Linked DNA regions of Mus musculus: regions 2 and 3 are each linked to region 1. Evidence: chromatin loops called from intact Hi-C (ENCODE). Cell type or tissue: heart. All regions are shown on one strand.

Region 1 (8,000 bases):
TGAGTATGAGAACCAGGCCTCCCGTTTGAAAATGATTCTCGGTTCTCTGAGAGAATGTTGAAAAGCCTCTGTGTGTTGATGCAGTGGGGAAGACACTGGAAAAAACAAGAAGGCCGATGTAAGCAGAGGGTCTGTCGCATATGGGCCTGGGCCAGGAGTTGGGCCTTTTGCCTGTTTATAGTCTGTCGCTGTGGTGTTTGCCCAGCAGCTGCTGGGGTCCTGCTGGAAGGCTTTCTTACATAAAAATCCCATTTCTTTTCTAGACCAATACACAAACCAAACAGTGGCAAACACCAAGTTTGTTTTTCTTATGCACACATGAGCTCATTTTCTGAAGCTTCCTGGGAAGGTGTCCCAGGACAGGCACTGAAAAGGGCCAACTAGGCAGTGTGGGATGGTGCAGTGGGAAGGCTGTCCATAAGAGAAAGGAGTCAAGCTGACAAAGACCCTGAGATGCTGCCTCCTTAGAATCATTTAGAACAGTGGTTACTAAAAGCCACAGACTTCTGCCTTCAGCATTGCCTTGGGCAGCCACAGATCCTCTCTACCCAGCCCCCCAGATGACGTTAGAAACTAACAATTATTCCTCTGTTGCACCCCCGCCCCACATTCATTTTTCTACCCTGCTTGGAATGAACCTCTAACTCTTGACCTGTGGGTGGTAGGTCATGGGTGACAAAAAGCTTTGGCTAGGGTGAAGCCTGAGGACCCCTTTTCAGAATAATACTTTTTTTCATATGCAAAATAGAATAGCAGAGTTACCAAGGAAACCAGTTCTTTTCATATACAGTTACTAAATACTTTTACAATGTAAAATTTAGAAATGTATGTGCTTTTTTATTAATGCTTGAAATAACAAGGTCTAACAGTTGATTAATAGCTATTGTGTATTTGCATCTGTGATGAACGTAAGTGGTATTTTTGGATATCTGCAGCAATTACAATATGAGTAGATTTGCAATTTCTGTTGGTAAAAAGTCCCAGGCACTGCTAATATCACTGTGGGCATTGTATACTTTTGTGGTCAAAGGAAGTGTGAATTTTTGGTAGACCTTGGTGAAAGGCTAGATGATATCTTTTTCATAGGAGAACACAGTCCCTTGGCATCACAGCCTCTACCTTGCCTTCTGCAGTGCATCCTCAGTGCCCTTGGTCACTCCCTCCTCCATTCACAGATGCTCTGGGCACTTTATTGTCCTGTGTTTTCTTGCTTTCAGCTCTGGAGCCTTTGCCCTAGCTATTCCCTCTACCTACACTTTGTTTTGCCAGAGGACTTTAAGGTTCCAGACTAAACATCACCTCTAACAAGGAGCCATCTAAAGAAGAGTCTGCTATAATTATGTTCTTTCATGTAGAGCTGTTTATTGAATGGCCTCTGTTTATAACCCCATTTTGAAGTCATCTTCATTTGTTCATTTACTTGTATTTTTTTTGTCTTCTCTACTGGACCAACTGTTCTGAGTTAGAAGTGGCTGTATTTTACCTTTTTACTCCTGAAGTACTGCTTGCCACATAATAGATCTTATAAATTACTGGCTGGATAAAGATTGACACAAAATATTTCAAATTAGTAGTCTTTTAAAAAAAAGTTATGATGTATTTGCTGTGAGTAAATTTAACTTTAGCTAATCTTTTTGACTTAAAGTTATGAAAGTTTAGATTTAAGGGTTTAAACTTGAAAGTATCTAATTTAACACTTTTCCTACTCTTATTCTCAAAGATTAGGAATATTAGCATGGTGATATGTACCAAACCATGGTCTTTTGTACACTGTTTAGGAAGGCAGGCCTGGGCTCTGGATTAGCCCATGACCCTGTAAAGCTGCAACTTGAGTACTTAACTCAGTGATGTTAGCTTTGTAGAGAATCCCTAACTCAAGGAACTGGGAACATATTATATAAAACTCCTTTTCCAATTTATAATTAGTGGGCAGGGTCTCAGGGCTGATTGACCCACTCAGAACAGTATAATCCATTGGTTTTTGAACTATAACTTTCCATTACCTAGTACCATCAGCAAACATTGGGCCCTATGCTCCAACTAGTACTAGATCATGGAGACTCATTATTCCCTCCAAGGAACAGATGTTTCCATCTTTCTCTTTATTGTGTCTTGTATGTTGTGCATTGCACACTTATCTACTTAGTCAGTAATACTTATTTTGTATTTGCTATGTGCCACCCACCAGGTCACAACCCACCAGGCAAAACATATTCTTGTTCCTCTGAAGCGTGATCATGGCTGAGCACAAGACAATGACTAACACAGAGATGTGATACCTGACAGAACATTCTATGATAGTGAGGGACCAGTTGTTGAGATCGAGAATAGTGGCAAACAGTTCCACCCATTAGAACATTCCTGGAAGAAGTAGCATCATTCTTAACCTCCCATAACATTGTTATGTGAGTTTTTTCAAGGATCTCAACCACCGCACTTTCTCTCCATTTGAATCTTTACTGTGGTACAGTGAGGTGGATGGAGAAAAGAACAGATGGGTGGAAGGATGGATGGGTTGATGGACAGGTGAAGTGGCTGGCTATATCTTACTCTCTTGGCCTAGACACCAGAACAGTGATTGGCAGTAATAAGTATTAAGACAGGGATTCCTTCTTGTTTGCATCTGCTTTTCTTGTGAGCCCCAGACATGAGCTAAGAGATTGCAGTCACAGCTGCATGAGAGATAAGGATAGGGCTCAATTCCAGTTTTATTAGTTAATAGGCTAATTGTTCATGTAAAATTGTTAGAGGACCCAAATCAAAGTTCTCTGAATCTCCAAAGCTTGAAAGAGTGAAAACGTCATCTTAAAGATAAAAGATCGTTGAGGACTGCAAATATTTCTCAGTGAAGCAGATGGTTCTGTTTGGGCAAAAGTGTGGCATTTTTATTTATTTAGCTCAGGATCATTTCATACTTTATTCTTTTATTTAAAAAAAAAGTAAACAAGGACTTGAGTGAAAGGGCTGACTGTTTCACCATTTGGCAGTATTTCTGAAGGAAGTATCCAAAAGCTATATAATAAATCAAAGCCTTCCCTAACCCCAGCAGGAGTGGCACTTGTAAGGAGGCTATCGAAAGAAAATGGCTACTGTGCTTAGTGTGTCACCATGTGCCCCAGCACTCATGGGCAGGAAGGCTGGGAGAAATGGAGTTGCTCAGTGGAGATAGCCACAAACCAAAGTATTAACTTTTCTCAGGATGTTCCCAGAGGGAAAGATAGATTCACTATTAGGAAAACCCCAAACCATACTGACTACTTTGAATTAGCCGTTATTAATTCAACAAGTGGGTTCAGTGTCCCAGGAATTGGAATTACCTGAGCCCTCTTTTTCATGGACTACCTTCTCCCATCCATAAGTCCCCATGTATCTACCTCCTATCAACATATATACAATATACCACACAAGACTGGAAAACATCATACCCTTCCTGTCCAGACCTCTTTTCTGGTTAGGAGGTTTTCTTAAACTTACATATGTCTCAGAAACCTGAGCACTGAGTCTGGCACATGGGGTCTGAATTTTATTTGTAAAAGAAGGCATGCAATTGTTATTATTACAAACTAAGTATGAACAGACTTGATAGCACACAAGTACAATCTCAGAATTCAAACAGTAAAGGCTGTAGAGGATTGCCACAAGTTTGAGGCTAGACTGGGCTATGCATTGAGACACTGTTAGAACAAAACAAAAGAAAACAACACAACTTGGGGCTGGAAAGATGGCTCAGTGGTTAAGAGCACTGGGTGCTAGGGTTCAATTATTAGCATCCATATGGCAGCTTCTCAACTGCCTGTAACTCCAGTTTAAGGAGATTTGATACCTTCTTCTGGCTTCCTTGGGTATCAGGCATGCACATGGTATACAGATATACATGCACACAAAACATTCATACATGTAAATAAGTTAATTAAAATTTTTTTTAGAGCCGGGCATGGTGGCGCACACCTTTAATCCCAGCACTCAGGAGGCAGAGGCAGGCGGATTTCTGAGTTCGAGGCCACCCTGGTCTACAAAGTGAGTTCCAGGACAGCCAGGGCTATACAGAGAAACCCTGTCTTGAAAAACCAAAAAACAAACAAAGCAACCCCCCAAAAAACAGAAAACAACAACAACAACAAAATTTTTAGAAAAAGAAGAAAAAAACCAAGCCAACAAGAAAAATACAACAAAAGCTGGGCAGTGGTGGCGCACACCTTTAATCTCAGCACTTGGGAGGCAGAGGTAGGCGGATTTCTGAGTTTGAGGCCAGCCTGGTCTAAAGAGTGAGTTCTAGGACAGCCAGGGCTACACAGAGAAACCCTGTCTTCAAAAAACCAAAAAAAGAAAAAAAAAAAAAAAGAAAGAAAAAAATACAACAAAAAAGCCAAAAGTCCCCTCAATACCCCCAAAACACTCAGTGAATGAAGGCTGGTTTCCACAGTTACTACAGAGACTTTTTACCTTATTACTTGGTGAGTTTGAGCTCCTAGAGGGGTCTGTAGGCCAGAGGGGACAATCACATGAGTGACCCAGTGCCTTTCAGACTGTCAGACTGGCAGTGAGCTCTTGATTTTATTACCAGGGTAACCAAGTGTCTGTGGACGTCACTGCCAACCTTGGGGTGATAAGGGCACATCACATCTGTTATTCTACCACTTAACCGTGCTCTGATAAAGCCCAGCATCTGCTTGTCCTTGGAGGGCAAGATAATTTTAGATGTGGTAGGTCTAGAGCATCAGGTGACATGTGTACAGCCAGCACACTGGGAGGGTTAAGGTGGATCAGTTCTAGGTTCCAGGTCCTTCTTATTTCCTTCATGACAGGCTTAGTGCTCTTGAAGGAATAACCTGGGCTTTGCACTCACGAGATGCTTTGTGAAGTTGGTCAGTGGGTTTCTGCTCTGGCAATTCTTGGGATGGGGTTCTGGCAGGGGTTTCTCGATGATTTAGACTTCAGGTTGTCAGAGGCTACTCTGTACAAAGTGTGTGGGATTCTTGCCAGGTATCTACCTGACCAGGCCCTAGTTACTTTCTATACTTGTGTTTCTGTATAAAACTTTATTTCAGAGCTAAAACTAAAACCAAATTTGAAACTCCACTGTTCACATTTTCTAGAAATCATATAGACAAGGGACTTGATAAGGCAACTCCAAGGGAAATTTCACTCACTGTATCAGTTTGCCAGAGATGCTGTAACAAAACACACTGCTCAGCTTCAAAGACAGCACTTATTGTCTCACGGTTCTGAAGGCAGGGAGTTCAATTTCAAGGTGTTATCAGAGCTGAACCCTCCCTATAAACATCCCCTCCCAGCTTCTGGCAGTTCGAGGACTTTTGTGCTCCCTGGTAAATGTATCTCCCATCTCTGCTTCTTCATATGAATAGGTTTGTGTGTTCAAGTCTCCCTTTTCTATAAATGTGCCAGTTCTTTTGGCTTAAGATCTATCCTAATGATTCTAATTAAAGTTCATTACTTCTATAAAAACCCTACTTCCAAGTAGGGGCATATCTTGGGTTACTAGAGGCTAGGACTCCAAGCCTAACTTCTTAAAAAGGCTCAATTGAACCCACACCATGCCTTATCTTGGGTTCCATGGGGTTCAAGGGAGAGAGTTTGAAAGATCTTGGTTCTGTAGCTTTGAAGTGGCACCTTCCTTCCTCTTACAGGCTCAAGCTGATGTGTCCTCACTGGCCATAGGAATGTCTGTGGGAGGATTATTTTCCTAGCCATGTCGTATGGTCTTTCCCAGTTCTTCATTTTGTTGTTTTAATGATAGCAACTCATAGATTACTTTTGACAAAAAACATTAAACTCACCACTCAGGTCCAGCCATAGTTGAGGGTATTTTTGTTTCGTTTTTTGGATTTTATTTTATTTTATTTCATTTTATTTTATATTTTTGAGGCAGGGTTTCTCTGTGTAGCCCTAGCTGTTCTGGAACTTGATCTGTAGACCATGCTGTTTTTGAACTCAGAGATCTACCTGTCTCTGCCTCCCAAGTGCTGAGATTAAAGGTGTGCACCACCACTGCCAGGCTCGTAGTTAAGACTTTTAAGTAATATCTTCTGTCATTTTCCTTGTTGCTTCTCCTACACACAGTTTGGTTCTCTTATTCCTCCATTGTAGTGTTTGAGAGTGAACCATGGGCTTCCTGAATGAATGTTGCTACCAAGCTACACCTGCACATATTCCCTCAGTGTATTTCTTTTTTCATTTCTTGCCCCTTTTGGGGGGAATACATATATTGTGCAGGTTAATGTGTGTCTCTGTGTGTGTAAGTACACATGTACCTGTGTATGCAGGCCAGAGGACATCCCATCCCACTTAGCAAGCCCAGAGATCTTCTTGTCTTGCCCTTTCTTTTTTTCTTTTCTTTTCTTTTTTTTAATTAGGTATTTTCCTCGTTTACATTTTCAATGCTATCCCAAAAGTCCCCCATACCCACCCCCCCAATCCCCTACCCACCCACTCCCCCTTTTTGGCCCTAGCGTTCCCCTGTACTGGGGCATATAAAGTTTGCAAGTCCAATGGGCCTCTCTTTGCAGTGATGGCCGACTAGGCCATCTTTTGATACATATGCAGCTAGAGACAAGAGCTCCGGGGTACTGGTTAGTTCATATTGTTGTTCCACCTATAGGGTTGCAGTTCCCTTTAGCTCCTTGGGTAATTTCTCTAGCTCCTCCATTGGAGGCTGTGTGATCCATCCAATAGCTGACTGTGATCATCCACTTCTGTGTTTGCTAGGCCCCGGCATAGTCTCACAAGAGACAGCTATATCTGGGTCCTTTCAGCAAAATCTTGCTAGTGTATCTTGCCCTTTCAATTCTTAGATTGTAAACATGTACCACCACCCTTGGCTTTCTATTTTTTAAAAACATTGGCTTTGGAGGAATCAAAGGCATGCTTACAAGGTAAGCTCTCTTCCATCAATCTACTCCCTCATTTATTGTTTTTTCTTACATGATATAAAAGTATTTTCCCTGTCATTAAAACCTTTTCCATATGTCATATTTACTAGGTATCTATAATTAGGAACATGTTAATGAACAAAGCATAGTGTCTATGTTCTCATTGTGGCCCTTCTGTAGGTGGGTGACTGCATCAGTGGAGTACTGGGAACTCACCTCTTACCCACAACCCAACATCAGCCCATATGTTCAGTCTTTTCCTCTCTTGAATGTATATCTTGTGTGTATGTTTTTCAGGTTATCTTGACCATAAGCCCTTGGCTGTAAAGCCCTGCAGAACTCTACCTCATGTTATACTTGGGCTTTCTGTGCGTGCATGTGTGTGTGTGCATATGCATGTAAATGTGTGTGTGTGTGTGTGTGTGTGTATGTATGTATGGTGTGTGTGTGGGTTTGTGTGTTTGTGTGTGTGTCTGTCCATCAGGACATCTTTTGTTTTTTGTCTTTTGTATTATTCGAGACAGGGTTTCCGGAACTCACTCTGTAGACCAGGTTGGCCTTGAATTCAGAAATCCGCCTGCCTCTGCTTCCCAAGTGCTGGGATTAAAGGCGTGGGCTACCACTGCCTGGCTTCTCTTCTTCCACCTTTGGGTACCAGGCTTGGTGATAAAATACCCTTACTGGCTGAGCTATCTTGACCCCCACTCCCTACATTTTTGGCCATTACACTGTTCAGATGAAGTCTTTGGCTTTCACTGTAGCCTTTTCAGCCTTCTTCCCAGTGTTGAGAAGCAACACTGGTTTTATTTTCCCTTGCAGTACCTGGGATTCAACCCAAGGCCTGTGGATGCTAGGCAGGTACTGTAGCATTGAGCCACATCTCCTGTCCTCAGTGTTGTCTTTTTAAAGTCTAAAATACATTAAACTATATCAGAGCACTCAGTATAGTATTCTCTCTGCTGCTCTCACTTCCTCTGGAATGTTCTGTGTCCACTTTCACACTTGTATTGCAGACACTGTTAACCTGACCTGGGTTAGGGCCCAGGAGGCAGATAACATGTGAGCAGCCTCTGTCCCTCCAACATCTACCCCCCCACCCCCCATCTTCAG
Region 2 (8,000 bases), 54 kb before region 1:
TGGTGGAGATGATTTTGTCTAAACTATCAAACCCCAGATGAAAACGTTGGCTGTTTTTAACACTAATGACCTTTGTCTGAAGGTTGGTGTCTCCAGAAAGCTGGATCACATGTAGTGCCATTAAAAATTACATGTAGAGTTTTAAGCTGTGTTCACTTTTTGTTATACTGCCTCTGCTTGTTTTTCCCTCTGGGAAGAATGTCTTTGTCCTGTGTAATTAATTGTAACCAGTTTTTGTTCAGATTGGGATATGTGCCAAAGGACTCACAGTGCTTCAAATATATTCCTAAATTTGGTTTTATGGCTAGAAACACTATTTTTTCTCTCTTGCTATGTAAAAGGATGCATTTGGGATAGAAAAGGCATGAGAGTTAGGGGTGCATTCCAAGCATACACGCAGGATGCTCTGTGGCTGCTGAAGTTTAGTGGTGTGCCTTGTAGGCCTTTTTCCAAATAATGAATGTTTTAATATGTGAGAACATGTGTACCATATATGTATAGTTAGTGTTTGTTCATTCATTCATCATTCATTCATTCATGCAAGTATGCAGTGCTGGGTATCTAACCAGAGCCCCAGACATGTTAAAGAATTCCTTTCTTCTAAGCAAGGTTCTCAGCTCTGCCTTTATTTTAAAAAATATAAACAGAATCCTGACATGTGTGTTGATCATAAGTTTGCTTTTTTTTTCACATAAATGTGTAGAGTTCCCTCATAGCTGCCTATGTGTGCATGTGTGCATTCTATTCATAATTGATTAAACCATTTCCTTCCTTTCTGTTTTCATCTCTTCCCCATCCTCTTTTTCTTTCTTCTTTGACTAGATATCAAACTGAGGTCTGTCACATGCTAGTTAAGTGGTCTACCATCATATTACTTTGACATCTATGTGACCATAATATTTTTATTTCCCCCTTCACTGTCAGTTTATTCATTTATTTATTTACATTTAAGAATTAAAAATAGATTCTTTTTTATACAACATATCCTGATTATAGTTCCCCTCCTTTACTACCCCTCATTCTTCCCTGACTCGACTCTCCTCTGGAGCTACTTTCTGTCCCTCACGAGACTTAGTGAGAACAGGCTTCTAAGTATCACAACCAAACATGACAAAATAAAACGTAATAAGACAAAGCAAAAATTACCATATTGAAGGAAAAACTGTCTTATTACATGGAAACCCAACAGGAGGAAAAGAATCTCAAGAGCAGGCACAAGAATCAGAGAACCACTCATTCTCACAGTCAAGAGTCCCATAAAAATACTAAGCAATAGCTATTCTATCTATGTAGAAGAACTGGTGTAGACCCATGTAGGCACTGTGCTTTCTGCTTCAGTCTCTGAGCTCTTTGCTTGGTTGATTCAGAGGGCCTGTTCTTCTAGTGTCTTCCATCCCCCTTGGCTCTTATATTCTTTCTGACTCTTCTTTGTAGGATTCACTGAACTCAGAGGGGAGGGATTTGATGGAGACCTCTGCATAATATCTGGCTGTGGGTCTCTGCATCTGTTCCTATCTGCTGCCCAGGTGAAGCCTCTCTGATGATGTCTGGATAAGGCACTGATCTATGAGTGTAGCAGAGTATCATTAGGAACCATTTTTTTGTTTTTGTTTGTTTGTTTTTTAAGATCAGTAGTGTTTGGTTTTACCCTAGGTCTCTGGACCATCTAGTCTCTGGTTCTTGATTACCTAAGGAGTGATGGTTGTAGATTCCCTGTGTGGACTGGGCCTTAAGTCAAATCAGACATTGCTTTGCTCCTCCTACTAGTTCTGTGCCACCATTGCCTTAGCATATTGTACAGAATGGACAGGTTTTATAGCAGGGTTGGTGTCTATATATCTCTTTCAGTAACTTGCAGAGCACTTTCCTGTACCAAAGAGATTAGAAAATAGGGATGAGGGCTCCATACAGGCACCAGTTTGACTTCTTCATGTTCAGTGAGTTGTGTGGGTATTGTCTTCAGCAATGGGGCCCCACTGTCACTTTGTAGAGAGCCCCCTCTTGTCTTAGCAACAGCCTAGGTTGGCTGGGAGTTTCCATGGAACTCCTTCACCAACAATTTAATTGACTGTAACCTAGTCCCACCACTGGAAGCCTTGCTTGGTTAAGAGATGACCAGTTGAAACTCCATATCCCCATTTACTCAGCGTCCTCATTAGGATCACCTTCATAAATTCCAGGAAGTTTCCACTGTTCCCCATCCCTGCCCCAAGTGCCACCCAATTCTAGCCATCTTCTCATTTACTCTCTCCCTTTACCCCATCTCCCCCTTCCACTTGATCCCCTACTCCCATCCCTAGCCTCTCCCAGTCTGCCCATAAAATCTATTCTAGTTCCCAAGGAGATCCTATGTTTTCCCTAGATCCCTTATCTTTACCCAGTTTCTTTGCATCTATGGATTATAGCTTGATTATTTACTTAAAGGCTAAATATCCTCTTATACATAAATATGTACCACATTTATCTTTATGTATCTGTGTTACCTCATTCAGGGTGATTTTTTTTTCTATGTGACCATAATACTTGACAACTTGGCTCATTCAGAGGGTTTTGGTCCATCATATTGGAAAGGACATGTTAGATAGAGTTCATGGAGGTAGGAACACCTGGAGAATGAAGAAGACTTTTCATATCATAGTGAACCAGGAACTAGGAGTGCTTATAGTGGACAAATAGAACCATTCTTAGTGACCTTCCAGCTATCTCCCAACACCTAAAAGGTTCTACATTCTACCAAAGTAGTGACACTACTGGCGGACAAGCATTCAAAACATACACCAGAGTTGGGGTATTTCAGACTCAAACCATCACTGCCTCACATCCCTAGCTATATCTGCTGTCACTCTCTTATTCTTTTCTTTTTCTATTAGATGAATTAATGATAGCAAGAAATGGTTAATGTACTAATGCTTGGATTGCCTGGCTTTGAAGCAGGACTTTTGGAGAATGAGCTGAGCAGGGATTGGCAGATGAGCCCTTCTGGCCAGGTCCATTCTCCTTATGTGTCTGAATACCCTGCAAGTTGAAAATGATTTATTGATTTTTAAATGGCTGTAATAACAGAAAAACCAATTAAAGATAAATAGTTTTCTATGCGTGAAATTCAGAATTCATCATTATAAGTACAGTTTTTTGGGATAGAGTCACATTTACTTGTTGATATGTTGTCTGTGAGTTGCAGCAGAAGGGTTGATTGAATGTGACTGACCTATATCATTTGGTTTATTGCAGAGAACATTTGCTGACCCCTGACATAGGTCAAGTTAGTACTTATAATTTAGTGTTAATTGTCAACTTGACAGAAGCTAGAATCACCTGGGAGATGGGGCTGTGGGTATGCCTGTGGAGGATTGAGATGGTCTTAGTTGTATTTGGAAATACTTGCTCATGGTAATTAGGAACATTTCCATGGTTTGGATTGTAGACTGTATAAAGTAGAGAGAGTGAGTTGAACACTAGAATTCATTTCTTTCTTCTTCAGATTATTGTCAAACATGCTTATCACCAACACTTGGAAGCAGTCTTGCTGGTAAATGGCATATTGATAGGTCCTGCAGGCCCCCTTCCACAGATCTGTTTCAGGATCAGGCCATAGTTCCCCTCAGAATCTCATGCCCAGATCTTGTTGGGTTAATCATCTCCCGAAAGTGCTTTCTTCTAGCCAGAACATGCTCCTCTTTTTGTTGAGAGAAGATCTCTGCTTAGGCCCTGAAATCTTAAAAACATTTACAGATGAAGAAACTGAGGAGTTCAGAGTAAATGAGCTCCATGGATGTCTGGAAGCTAAATTCAAAAGCTGGGTGTGTGGAGGGGGGCTGTGATGCTTTCTACTCCACCCACCCTGCTTCCAGAAAGGTTGAAGGAGGTGTCAGACATGCTACATTTTCCATCTGCATAGTTTCCAAATCACATCTTGATAACTGGGTCAGAGCCATGTGAAAAAGCAGAAGTGAATGTCAGAGGGTGTGGCTTAGTTCCTTCCTCTGGTTCTGAGTCAAGAGGATTTGGAATGGTTCATGTTGCTGTGTTTTCTGGATCTCTGTGTCATAGTCTGTGCTGCTCAGTCATGCCGAGCATGATACTGTTCTAATAGATAACCCTTCTTGAGGGAAAAGGCTATTCTTAGGTTTGTCCCTGTACCCTGTCCTAGGCCTTTTCAACAGACCTTCTCATGCTCCATTGGCATGCCTACAAAACAAATTTCCCCTACATTCCTGACCTTGGGCAGGAGGGGAAAATGCTTCTGTGTTTGTGAGCACTTTCAGAGAAGAACATTTGCATTCTTTCCTCCTCTTTGTCTTTTTTTTCATGATGATATTAAGAAAACAAGAAAATGTTACTTGTCCAGTCTGAGTTTTAAAACTTGGACTCTTAATTTGCATAGACAATAGTTCTCTATGAAGAATGCAAAACATTTGACAGAATTTCCTGGAGGAACAATGAATGTATCATGATTCCCTGATTAAAACCACATTAAAACAAAAAGCAGACGACATCCTGAACACCCAAGGCTGGGTTGTGTGTTGATGGCATCATGGCCATTCTGGGTTCCCTCAATTATTAAGGACACCTTGGAATGTCAGCCTAAGTCTGTTTGTATGGTTATCTGTTTCCCAAGTGGTGCACCTTTCCTTTTATGACCAGCTGCTAAGTCACCATAACAGGAAAAACTAGTGCTCTATCAGGTCTCAAGTATTTCTCTTCAGTTGTAATTGTTGTACTGCCATGCTATTTTCTTGCTGTATCTTACAGAGTAATGATGAAAGGTGTCTGAGGAAACAAATAAAAGAAAGGGAAAAAAAAACTTCCAAAAGACAGACACCTATGAAGCATGTGTTAACATTGGCACTGTTGGTGTTTGGGGCTGTGGAATTCTTTGGCTTTTGTATTGTAGAGTGTTTATTGACACCACTAGTCTTACTCATTGGATTCCAGGAACATCTTTTTCATTATTACAACCCAAATTGACTGCAAATACTGCCAAATGTCCCTTGGAGGCAAAAACCACTCAGGGTGGGAGTCGAGAACCTTTGGCTTAGATTTTGGTAGTTTTGAATTTGTGCCCTGTTTGGACTTGTGCATTTCCAGTCCTCATCCCTCCCATGAGTGTTGAGCCATTTGTCTTTTTTCACTCTCACCTTGTCTTGAAATAGCGCTATACCTGGGTAACTGTGCCAGGTTAGGCCCTAGTTTGGCAGAATGAAGTGCATCATATTGTATGGGGAGGGGAGGTAGCCAGTGATCTATCAGGCTAGGTTTTATGGCAGATATGTGGGTAGCAAGACTGTCCTGGGGACCTGGGGAGATTGTTTAGTTAGTAAAGTACTTTCTGCATTATCATAAAGACATGAGTTTGGGTCTCCAGCACCCATGTAAAGCCTGGCATCGTGGGTCTGTAACTGCAGTGCTGGAAGGAAAGAGACAGGCAGATTTCTAGAGTTAATTGGCCAACTAGCCTAGTCAGGTTTTTTTTTTTTTTTTTTTTTTTTTGAGACAGGGTTTCTCTGTATAGCCCTGGCTGTCCTGGAACTCACTCTGTAGACCAGGCTGGCCTCCAACTCAGAAATCCGCCTGCCTCTGCCTCCCAAGTGCTGGGATTAAAGGCGTGCGCCACCACTGCCCGGCGAGTTCCAGGTTTAATTAAGAGACCCTGTCTCAAAAATAAAGTGTATGCCTGTACATGTAGTTCATTTGCACACACATATATGCATACACACAACCACACAAGCATATCACAAGACTGCTTTAGAGACCATATCTTGTAAAGGAAAGGCTTGGGGCAGGATCTTTGGTGGGAGTGGAGGCTGGCTACCTCTGCTGATGTTCAGGAGGCATCAGCGGTTGATTGATGGATTTTTGTACTCTTGACCCCTTGCTGCCCGGGCCTCCTTTCAGTGGAGTTATTCCACTTTATCCTTTTCCTGATTCACAACCAAAAGTGTCCTAGTGAGCAGGAATATGGATTTGATGCCTCCACTTTCAGTTCCTGGTTCATGAATTGGAGCATTGGTTAGGGTTGTGGTTGAGAAAAATGCAGTATCTCCCAGAAGCCTCTGGGAGTCTTCTATGGTGAAAAGGGATTCCCAGGTGCTGGGTGTTTGAGTTCCAGGTGGTACTTTGTCTTGTGAGTGTAGGCAGGTACACATGCATTTTCAAGGACACAGTAATTTCCAGATAGCTAAAAACACGGACCCTTTGTAGGGCTTCCAGGAAAAAGTAGGACGTTCAGGAAGCTAGACACCTAATAGAAAATCTTATGGCTTCTTTAACTGGACATTGAGTTTCTTCCAGCTTCCTTTAACTTAGACCAAACCATGGTAGGAGAGGATGAAGTACATGTGTTGAAATGGCTCTCCTGTAATTCTCAGTAATTTGGGGAGCTACTTTTACAGTCACTTAGTGTCTTGAGTTGGAGGGTCCCAAAGGCCATTGTGGCCAGTGAGCCCATTGTAAAGGAAGGAGAAATGGAGGGAGCAGGAGACTATGACTCATTTAAGGTCATGGTCTTCAGTCATCTATTGATGTCCAAGAAAGGTTGGTCTCCTCTGCCCACCTTTCCTTTGCAGACAGTAAATTGTGACGTGTTTAGATAGTTACTTTTTTGTTTTTGAGGTAGTGTCTCAGGGAGCCCAGAAAGGCCTTGAACTCTCCACCTAGCGGAAGATGACTTTGAACTTCTAACCCTTCTTTACAAACATGTGCTGTCATACAGTTTTTGTAAATTTATAGCCTGTTCAGTCTGTATGTATGTATTACTTAGTTGTATGTATGTTTTCAGGGCTGATCATTTGGCACTGAATAACCAATTGCTGTACTCTTCTCTGGGAAAGACCATTTCTCTTGAGCCCAGCTTTCCTCAGTTGTCTAATGTTCTTTATGTGGGGTTAAGGACTTACAGGCTTTCTCATGTCCAGTTTGGCATGTCCATTGGTGTCATTCTTGTTCAGCTCATGTTTGGGCAGTCATGTTGGTGAGACTATCTGGGTGTAGCTTCTGTTCCTAGAAGATACAATCTTTTTTTTTTTTATCATAAGGAGTTGGTTTATTTGTTTGTTTTTTCCATGTTAAGAGTGTTTTTACTTTTTTTTCCCATTTTTATTAGGTATTTAGCTCATTTACATTTCCAATGCTATACCAAAAGTCCCCCATACCCACCCATCCCCACTCCCCTACCCACCCACTCCCCCTTTTTGGCCCTGGCGTTCCCCTGTACTGGGGCATATAAAGTTTGCGTGTCCAATGGGCCTCTCTTTTCAGTGATGGCCGACTAGGCCATCTTTTGATACATATGCAGCTAGAGTCAAGAGCTCCAGGGTACTGGTTAGTTCATAATGTTGTTCCACCTATAGGGTTGCAGATCCCTTTAGCTCCTTGGGTACTTTCTCTAGCTCCTCCATTGGGAGCCCTGTGATCCATCCATTAGCTGACTGTGAGCATCCACTTCTGTGTTTGCTAGGCGCCGGCATAGTCTCAAAAGAGACAGCTACATCTGGGTCCTTACAGCAAAATCTTGCTAGTGTATGCAATGGTGTCAGCGTTTGGATGCTGATTATGGGGTGGATCCCTGGATATGGCAGTCTCTACATGGTCCATCCTTTCATCTCAGCTCCAAACTTTGTCTCTGTAACTCCTTCCATGGGTGTTTTGTTCCCACTTCTAAGGAGGGGCATAGTGTCCACACTTCAGTCTTCATTTTTCTTGAGTTTTAGAAGATACAATCTTATAGCAAGCTTCCTTATCCTGTGTCTCTTAATCTTTCTACCACCCCTTTGCAATGTTCCCTGAAACTTAGGTGTAAGAATTTGTAGATATGCATTGGGATAGGACTTCACAATTCTGCATTTTGACTGATTGTGGTTTTCAGTAATGATCTCTGTTACAAATAGTTTCTTTAAAGAGAGGTGAAGATTACAGTTATATGTGTATTTAAGGACAAATGTTTATAGATTGTTGATAGGGATTATGCTAGTTTAGTAAATGAGAGGTTGTAGCTAACCATA
Region 3 (8,000 bases), 100 kb before region 1:
TTCTCTGTGTAGCCCTGGTTGTCCTGGAACTCACTCTGTAGACCAGGCTGGCCTTGAAGTCAGAGGTCTTCCTGCCTCTGCCTCCCAAGCACTGGGACTAAAGGTATGCATCTCCATTGCTAGGACTTTTACTTACTAGTGTGTAACCCCAGGAAAATAATAAAACCTCTTCTTATCTACAAAATACAGCTATATTTCCTATCTCATCCGGACGTTGTGTTCAAGTTGATAATCCATGTCAAACAGCACAGGCCTGGTTCCCCACTGGGGTTGAATAAATGCTATCATTGTTCCATTCTTGCACTGGAATGTCCTAATTTCCTCAGAGAGGCACAGATAACTTGACCTACAACCATTTATTTTGTAGGAAAGATGTATCACCCTGTAGTGGAGAGAGAACTGTTCAAGCTAAGACCCACTTGCTGTATCTGTTGGGCCTTATTCTGGATCTGCATATCTCTGTAAAATGGAGAAAGGCAGGCCTTTACAGAGAGGCAAACAAGCATGCTTCTATCTACCAGAGAGGAAAACTACTGCTGACTCGGGTTGGGGCTGGATATTAGAAAATAGAGTGGTATGAGTTACAGTCAACAGAGCTTTGCTACTCAAGAGGGTGGTGTGTTTCCTCACAGAAATTTCAGGATCTGCCCTAGATCTACATCTGCATTTTAATCAGAATCTGCATTGTTAAAAATCTTTAGGACTGGTAAACACAGGAAGTTTGTAACCAGGTCAAACTTAATCATTAAAAAAAATGTTATGGAACTCCAACAGTGGTGTCCCAGCACTTGGGAGGCAGACACAGGCAGATCTCTTTGAGTTTGAGGCCAGTTTCATCCACAGAGCTAGTTCCAGGACAGCAAGGGCTACACAAGGAAATTTTATCAAAAAAGGAAACAAAACAAAAATGTTTTGGAGATGAAATATTATGGCTTAGTGTTTAACAGCACTCACTGCTCTTACAGAGGACCCAGGCAGCAGAATCAGGAACTATAGGCCAGCCTGGGTTTTATGAATCCCTGTTTCAAAAAAAAAAAAAAAGTGGGAAAAAATGGTGAAAAAAGTCAATAAACGGGCTGGAGAGATGGCTCAGTGGTTAAGAGCACTGACTGCTCTTCTGAAGGTCCTGAATTCAAGTCCCAGCAACCACATGGTGGCTCACAACCATCCATAAGGAGATGAGATGTGACACCCTCTTCTGATGTGTCTGAAGACAGCTAAAGTGTACTTACATATAACTTTCTTTTTGAGAGAGATTCCTTCATCACACGTTGGGGCTCTGGGAATGAGAGTCTGTAGTAAAGTCTAAGTTTAGATTGCTTAGAACAGTAGTAATTCCTGTGCTGTCAGGTGCTCAAGTTGTTTGCTCAACTCTCTGTCTTCTGACAAGCAAACTTAACTCTTCTTGTAGACAAGTGAGGCCCACTGATCCAAGTCCAGACACTAGGCAAGTGGTGGTGGCAGATATACCCACTAGGAAAAAGACTATCACTAACTGTTAGAACCAGCACTAGTCTGGTAACCACACTTAAAACACCATTAGCTCCAATGCTTAATGACTGTTTTCCATTTCTCTAGGCCCCTCCCTATTTCCTGGCTGCTCTGGGGACAGCCGGCTTTTCCTTCTCTTGGACACAGAAGCCTCAGACTAGTTTCAGAACGGATATCCGGCCCGAAAGGCCCAGAGGAGGCAAAGGCCTCATTGTTCCCTGGGACCTGGCAGCCCCGCCCCCAGCTCTTAGGACTCTCCTCGAAAGACTCCAGGTGACCGGACAGCTAATTTCCCAGCATTAGAAGTTTTGGGGAAAGAGGAGCTGGGACCAGATCTGGAGTCCGAGGTTCTGAAAGTGTAAGGAGCCAAGTGCTCCAAGATAAACAAGCCTGGAATTTGAATGCCTTTTCATGCTGGCTTGGCTTGTTACTCATCAACATTTCCACAGAAGATTCGATTTCTTATGTGTTTTTAGTAATTCGACTACAATATGTTTGGTTATAATGAAAATCTTGGGGTTTTGGGCTCCCGGGCTTGCAAAGTGAAGCTGCTCTGTGCGTGGGGATCCCGAGAGTCCCAGGCGCCTGCCTTCTGGTTCCCATAGACGCGCCGTCGCCAGGGGGCGCGCATACTTCGTGCCTAGAGATCAGCGGCCGCCAGGTCGCCCCGGGCTGGCCGAACCCCTTGCTGCCCGGAAACAAAGTGCACCTTTGTCAGAGACCTGGCGCGTGTGAGCGGCAGACGGCGGGCCGCGCGGAACCCCAGGAGCGCGCCTTCGCTCGGGTCTCAGCTCACTCCTGGGCCTCCCACAGCAGCGTTCTGCCGCCTTGGCTTGTGCTTTCCGCTTTCTCGGATCTTGGCGGGACAGGAAAGGGACTCTGCGCTCCAGGAGTGGGGGTTTCGTTTTGGCTGAGTCGTTTTTGACTCCTGCCGGCGAGGCTGGGCCGCCTGGGCTCAGCGCCATACCGGCAGCAGTCCTGCTCCACAGTCCCGGTGCAATAGAGCCCTCGCCCCGTCAGACGCGGGACTACAATTCCCAGCACTCCTCGCGTTCAGAGCGCGCGGTGGGAGTTGCCTCCGGGCAGACGCCTGCGCGCTGCAGCGGCTCGAGCCTGGAGTACCACACCCCCGGGAGGGGAACGAGGGGAGGCTGAAGCATCCGAAGCATTAAAGCATCCGAGGGAGCCGGAGGGGAGGAGAATGGAGTGACAGAGACGCGCGGAGGGTGGGGGGTGGGGGGGAAAGTGTTGAGGGAGGGGGGAGGGGGGACACAGAGGGAGGAAGAAGCGGCGGCGGCGTCTCTTCGGTGCAGAGGGGGAAACTCCGCGGGCTCCGAGAAAGAATAATGCGGTAGCAGGCAGGCTGCTTGCTCTGGGGTTTGGCAGCAGCGGCGGCAGCTCGAGCAGTGGCAGCGGCAGCGGCATCACCCCAGACGCTGACAGCACAGCCGGCCGGCTCCCTCGCTGACTGCCGACTGTCAATGGAGCTGGAAAACATCGTGGCCAACACGGTCTTGCTGAAAGCCCGGGAAGGTAAGCTCGGGTGGTCCGGTGCGTGCACGGCGCGTTTGCCGCGGGCCGGGGTGCGGGTGTCGGGTGACAAGCGGGCGTGCAGGATGCTCACAGTGAGTTGGTGCGAGTGGTACAGCTTGGAGATCTGTCTGCAAATATTGAGAGACTTCTGAGCCTTGGGCTCAGAAGATAGGGACCGGGGCAAAGACAGTTGCAGGGACGAGTTAAGATGCTAAAATATCCTCTAGTTTCCAACTGAACCTTAGAAATCGTTCGATCTCCGCAGCTGTTGAAAGGGCAGTTGGAAAAGCATTCTTTTAGGAGATAGAAGCAAGAAAACGTGCCAATAAAACAGTCTTTAGAGTTGGCCCGGGATGGTTTTAAGAATGTGAAAAAACTCTCTCCTCTCTCTCTTTCTCCTCTCTCCTCTGTCTCTTCTCTTTCTCCTCTCCTCTGTTTCTTCTCTTCCAATCCTCTTCTCTCTCTCTCTCTCTCTCTCTCTCTCTCTCTCTCTCTCTCTCTCTCTCTCTCTCTCTCTCTCTCTCTCTCTCTCTCGTGTATGTGTGTGTGTGTGTGTGTGTGTGTGTGTGTGTGTGTGTGTTGTGGGATTGGAATTAGCAAAAACCAAGTCTTTGCTTGCGCAGGCTGAGTTGATAAAGACTATTGGTGGAAATCATCCTCTGGGAAATTTTCTTAGGGAAATCCCGTCGTTGTGTGGAAGGAAGCCTTTTAAAGGCAAAGTAAGATGTTGAGGAATTAGCCAGTTTATAGAATAATGAAAGGGCGGCTTTACAAGTCACTGAGAAAATAATTTAAATTTTTTTAGGGTGGATTGTTGTTATTAACCACCCCAGCTCCCACCCTGAGGTAGATAAGGCTTAGTTATAGACAAGTGTGCTGCTGTGTTTTGTATGCATCTCACTAAATTTCTGCATTTAGCTGTCAGGAATAGGTAAGATCCTTAGTAATACCCAGTACCAGGCATTTTGATTTTTGATTTTTGATTTGAAAAAGTATTTGGGGTGACAGAAACTTCGATGTCCAAAAAGGTTTGTGTTACATGAATGTAAACATACATATTTAGGAAAACTTGGAATTTATGTAACATCGCATTTGCCAAGATTTGGATTCTGGTGTGCAACCATTCTATAAGAAGGGGGAGGGTTTGTTGTTGTTGTTGTTGTTTTCCTGTCCTGGGAGAAAATTGTATTTGATATCCAGGGCAGACAGAGTAAGTTTTTTCCCTTCAGAAGGATTCTCTGCAAGTAGCCCGGGAAAATGCCATCCCTACTTCATAATGTTTTCATTCAGCCACTTTGATGAATGAAGGAAGATTTTCTGGCCAGCAATAAAACAACTCATGTTTATCCAGCCCATTCCACCACCTTGTGGCTCAGTACATGGTGTGTGGTGGTATACAACCCACCTTGTGCTATATTTCAGCAACTCATCTTGACACTTTGAGGTCACTTGTCATCCTAAAACAGCCACCTGGAAGGCTTGTTTTGGAAGTCCCCAAAGGAGGAAATGCTCTGAAATCTGAGTAGAGTTTCAGATATTTAGGTCTCCCTCCTCTACTGCCCTTTCCCCTAACTTATTTAGAGGTGGGACTAAAGTTTTTGTCCCCTCACCTCCACTAACCTGATATTTTTAGTGAAGTAATACTAGGTGTAGAGTAGGCAGTTCTTCACTGGGATGGGGACAGTGTCTGGAGGTGAAGAAGAAAGCTCCTGCCTGCAAGCTTTGCAGCCTGCCACCTAGTGGTGGGACACAATGGTACATCTCAGGACTCCAGGTTGGGCAAATTGTCTATTAATTCTAAAATTATTTCTTGGGAAATCTCTGGGTATGATTCTATGGGAATCTCTGGGCATGGAGGCCTTTGTATGTTCCACTGATTTATTCTGTTTCCCGGGAGTTAGCTCCTTTGGATTCTCTATGCTATACATTTATTTATTCCCTCAGCACTGACTTCTTTGCGAATGTTTCACTTAGAGTTAGAAAGTTTTCCCCATCTCCAGTTATTATCTCCACTGTTTTTACTGAATACTGGCTGGTATTTTTGTTTATCGGGTTAGTATATAGGTTTTTCCGGAGTCTTAGAGAGGAAAGCTGTGGACTAGAAGTATAAGTGGAATGATGGACTCCCATTGGGGCCAAATTACTGTGATTAGAAGTACTCAAGAATGTGCCCTTTGTTTTTTTTCCTTTTAAAGTCTTTTAGTTTTCCTGTGAGAGTTCAATAGACATCTCCTGGTGAGAAACAGCTTTTAAGAATGCTTTCCAGATGAGAGGGCTTTGCCTGCAAGGAAACAGAGAAATTGACATATGAGCGATAAATTAATCATGTACATGGAAGCTCAATTTTAAAACTTGTATTTAACGTTTCCCCTTTTATGTCTAAAAAGAGTCTACAATTTTAAGTACTTCTGTTCAATAAAGACTAGGACTTTATTGAGGCTTTAAACTTATCCCAATTAACATGGAAGAGTCTAGAAATAAACACATGTTCTTTTTAAAGTTTTCTACTTAAAGTCATCTTACTGAATTTTAGTAATTCTCCAAATAACTGTATTATTTAGATATTCAGAAATGAATGTTTCCAGAGGTAGAATTTTTGCCTAGCATGTAAAAGGCCTTGATTTGGTCCCTAGCACTATTTTTCCATTTATGTAAAAGGAAGGAAGGAAAGGAAAAAAAAGGGGGGGGGAATGATGGGAATTGAGAAAGGGAGGAAGAGAAAGATAGATGGAAAAAAAAAAGCTAGGATATAAAAGTGTTTACCTAGCAGGCACCAAACCCCCTGGCTTTGATCCCTATCAGGAATAAACTGTGTGTGGTTACACTGGACTGTCAATCCCGCCCTTGGGAGGTAGATAGGAGGATCCTAAATTCAAGGTCAGCCGCCCTGTCTTGGTGTTGATGTCCAAGTTTAATATGAGATACTATTAAAAAATAGAGAAAAGAAAGAAAGAAAAATTCTAGCTAGGCTAGTGAAGTAACTAATATAGATTTTGTAGTACATAGAAAACAAGCAAACTCCAAAGCACCAAGTTGTTTAAAATGTTTTAAAAACACTTCTTGAAGATTGTTTTGAATGGTTACAGATGAGAAATATAATTGGTGAATGTGAAATTTAAGCAAGTTCTCTTCCCAAAATACATTGTAAACAATTTTAAATGTGGCTTTCAAATAAAAGTCACATTTGTTCCAAAGAGTACAAACCTGAAAGAAAGACAGATATACTTTGTGAATGTTGTAAAGTGATTTGTCCATATAGTGAGTACCTTTGACCACCCCCCCCCACCTCCCCTTTGAGACAAGGTCTGTGCTGCCCACACTGACCTTAAACCCCCAACCAGGCTGGCCTTGAATTTTTGGTGTTCTTGCCTCCACTACCCAAGTGCTGGGATTTACAGATCTGTGCCACAATGCCCAGACTTCTTTCCTTAAATAGTGAAAGTTTATTAAAACTAAGAGTGAAAAGCTAGGCATATGTAGCAATGCACACCTTTAATCCCAGCACACAAGAGGTAGGCTAGTGGTCTCTGTGAGTTTGAGGTCCCCCTCCTGTATATGGAGGGTTCTAGGCTAGTCAGGAATATGCCTAATGAGACAATGTCTCAACCAACCAACCAACCAACCAACCAACCAACCAACCAACCAACCAACCAACCTACAAAACAAAGAAACAAATTAATTTGTTTGCTTTCTTTTTTCTTGTTCTTCTCACTGTGCATCCCTGCTAATTGACTATGTAGATCAGGTTGACCTCACAGAGATCTGCCTGCCTCTGAGTTTCAATTTTGTGAGTTGTTTTGAGATTTATTTATTTATTTATTTTTGTGTATTTTGATGTGTATGAGTTCTGTATTTGCCTGTATGCCTGTGTGACAGAAGAGAGCATCAAATCCCATTATAGATGGTTGTGAACCACCACATGGTTGCTGGAAATTTTACTCAGGACCTCTGGAAGAGCAGCCAGTGCTTTTAACTGCTAAGCCAACTCTTCAGTTGTTTTGAAATAACAAAATATGGTAATATAATTTCAAAATGCTAAACCTACTGAAGTGTATTGTGTGACTTGTTTATTTGTCTTGTATGAGAAAGCATCAAGTTTGTTTTGATCTTTCCTAGCTAGGCATTAAGCTTTCCTAAGAAATAGTTAAGGAACAAAGAAATAAGTTGAGACAAAATTCATTCCAATTTATGAAAATGAGCTAAGTGATTAAGCATTTAATGAAAAGGGACCAAGACCATGTCTTCTATCTATTTACATTTCAGAATCTCAGAAAATTGGCAGGCAAACTCTTGTTGAAATATTGGTAGTGAGAGTGTTTGCAGAATGCCTTTTATTTCTTTTTGGTTTATTTTGCAGTAAAAATTTCCTTTCCTTTCCTTTCTTTTTCTCTCTTACTGTCTAGATTTGTTGTATTGCTATGGAGCAGTACTGGTGAGAGGAACATTTACAAGAATTACGTTTCCTTTCTTCACAGGCTAGCAGTCATAGTCCTATCTGATTATAGAGATTTCAGGAGAACTGGACATATATCCTTGCTTTTCAGGCTAGCAAGCACTGGAACAGAATGACTCTACTATTTGTTACAATTTCTGAAAACCGGACTGTACAAGAAAAATTTCCTAGATAAGGCTGTGACTTTTTGCCTGTATCTTTCTGATGATCAAGATTAGGGACCTGGTAGAAGGTGAACTTGGGGCCTGGGAGAAGCCAGGGAGGCTAACAGGAGGAAAGAAACCAGTGTCTAGGGTTGGGAGAAGAAGGCTTTGCCTTTGATAGGCTGATAGGCTTGGAATTCCATGGCAGATTAAAAGCCTGCTTTCCCCTTGAGTCCTTAGTTTCTGACGCTGGAGCTCGAACATTGTTGGAATAACTTGTCAGAAGGAGAGACAGAGCTACCCAAAGCTTCTTTCTGCAATCTGAGGACTCAGAAGAGTGATAGCTTTCGTTTTGGCAGCTGGCATGTGTGAAAGCAGCC

Evidence for each region. A loop is a pair of places that touch in the nucleus more often than their neighbours do. Peaks named below come from ENCODE experiments on the same cell type or tissue, not always from the same donor. Only the 100,000 strongest peaks of a DNase experiment are listed, where the experiment ranks them.
Region 2: a loop joins it to region 1, with 8 times the contacts of the local background. A loop is called at or near these places in 3 of 42 quality-filtered maps.
Region 3: a loop joins it to region 1, with 2.7 times the contacts of the local background. A loop is called at or near these places in 4 of 42 quality-filtered maps.

What each region holds. Positions count from the first base shown.
Region 1 is chr19:60,989,767-60,997,766 of GRCm38, forward strand. All of the region lies in intron 2 of Grk5 (G protein-coupled receptor kinase 5), which reads left to right. Among named protein-coding and RNA genes, the nearest start is that of Gm22520, 20 kb to the right of the region's middle. In heart, no CTCF peak of the experiment used is centred here; a DNase peak (open chromatin) is centred at 4,655; H3K27ac peaks cover 90 bases.
Region 2 is chr19:60,936,154-60,944,153 of GRCm38, forward strand. The region is part of intron 1 of Grk5 (G protein-coupled receptor kinase 5); the gene reads left to right. Among named protein-coding and RNA genes, the nearest start is that of Grk5, 50 kb to the left of the region's middle. In heart, no CTCF peak of the experiment used is centred here; a DNase peak (open chromatin) is centred at 3,908; H3K27ac peaks cover 1,081 bases.
Region 3 is chr19:60,887,608-60,895,607 of GRCm38, forward strand. It overlaps Grk5 (G protein-coupled receptor kinase 5), which reads left to right and starts at 2,142. Exons shown (of 16, transcript NM_018869.3): 1 at 2,142-3,024. The coding sequence starts at 2,973. In heart, CTCF peaks have their summits at 2,118 and 4,764 (motif pointing left); DNase peaks (open chromatin) are centred at 1,684, 2,124, 2,564 and 4,744; H3K4me3 peaks cover 3,377 bases; H3K27ac peaks cover 3,946 bases.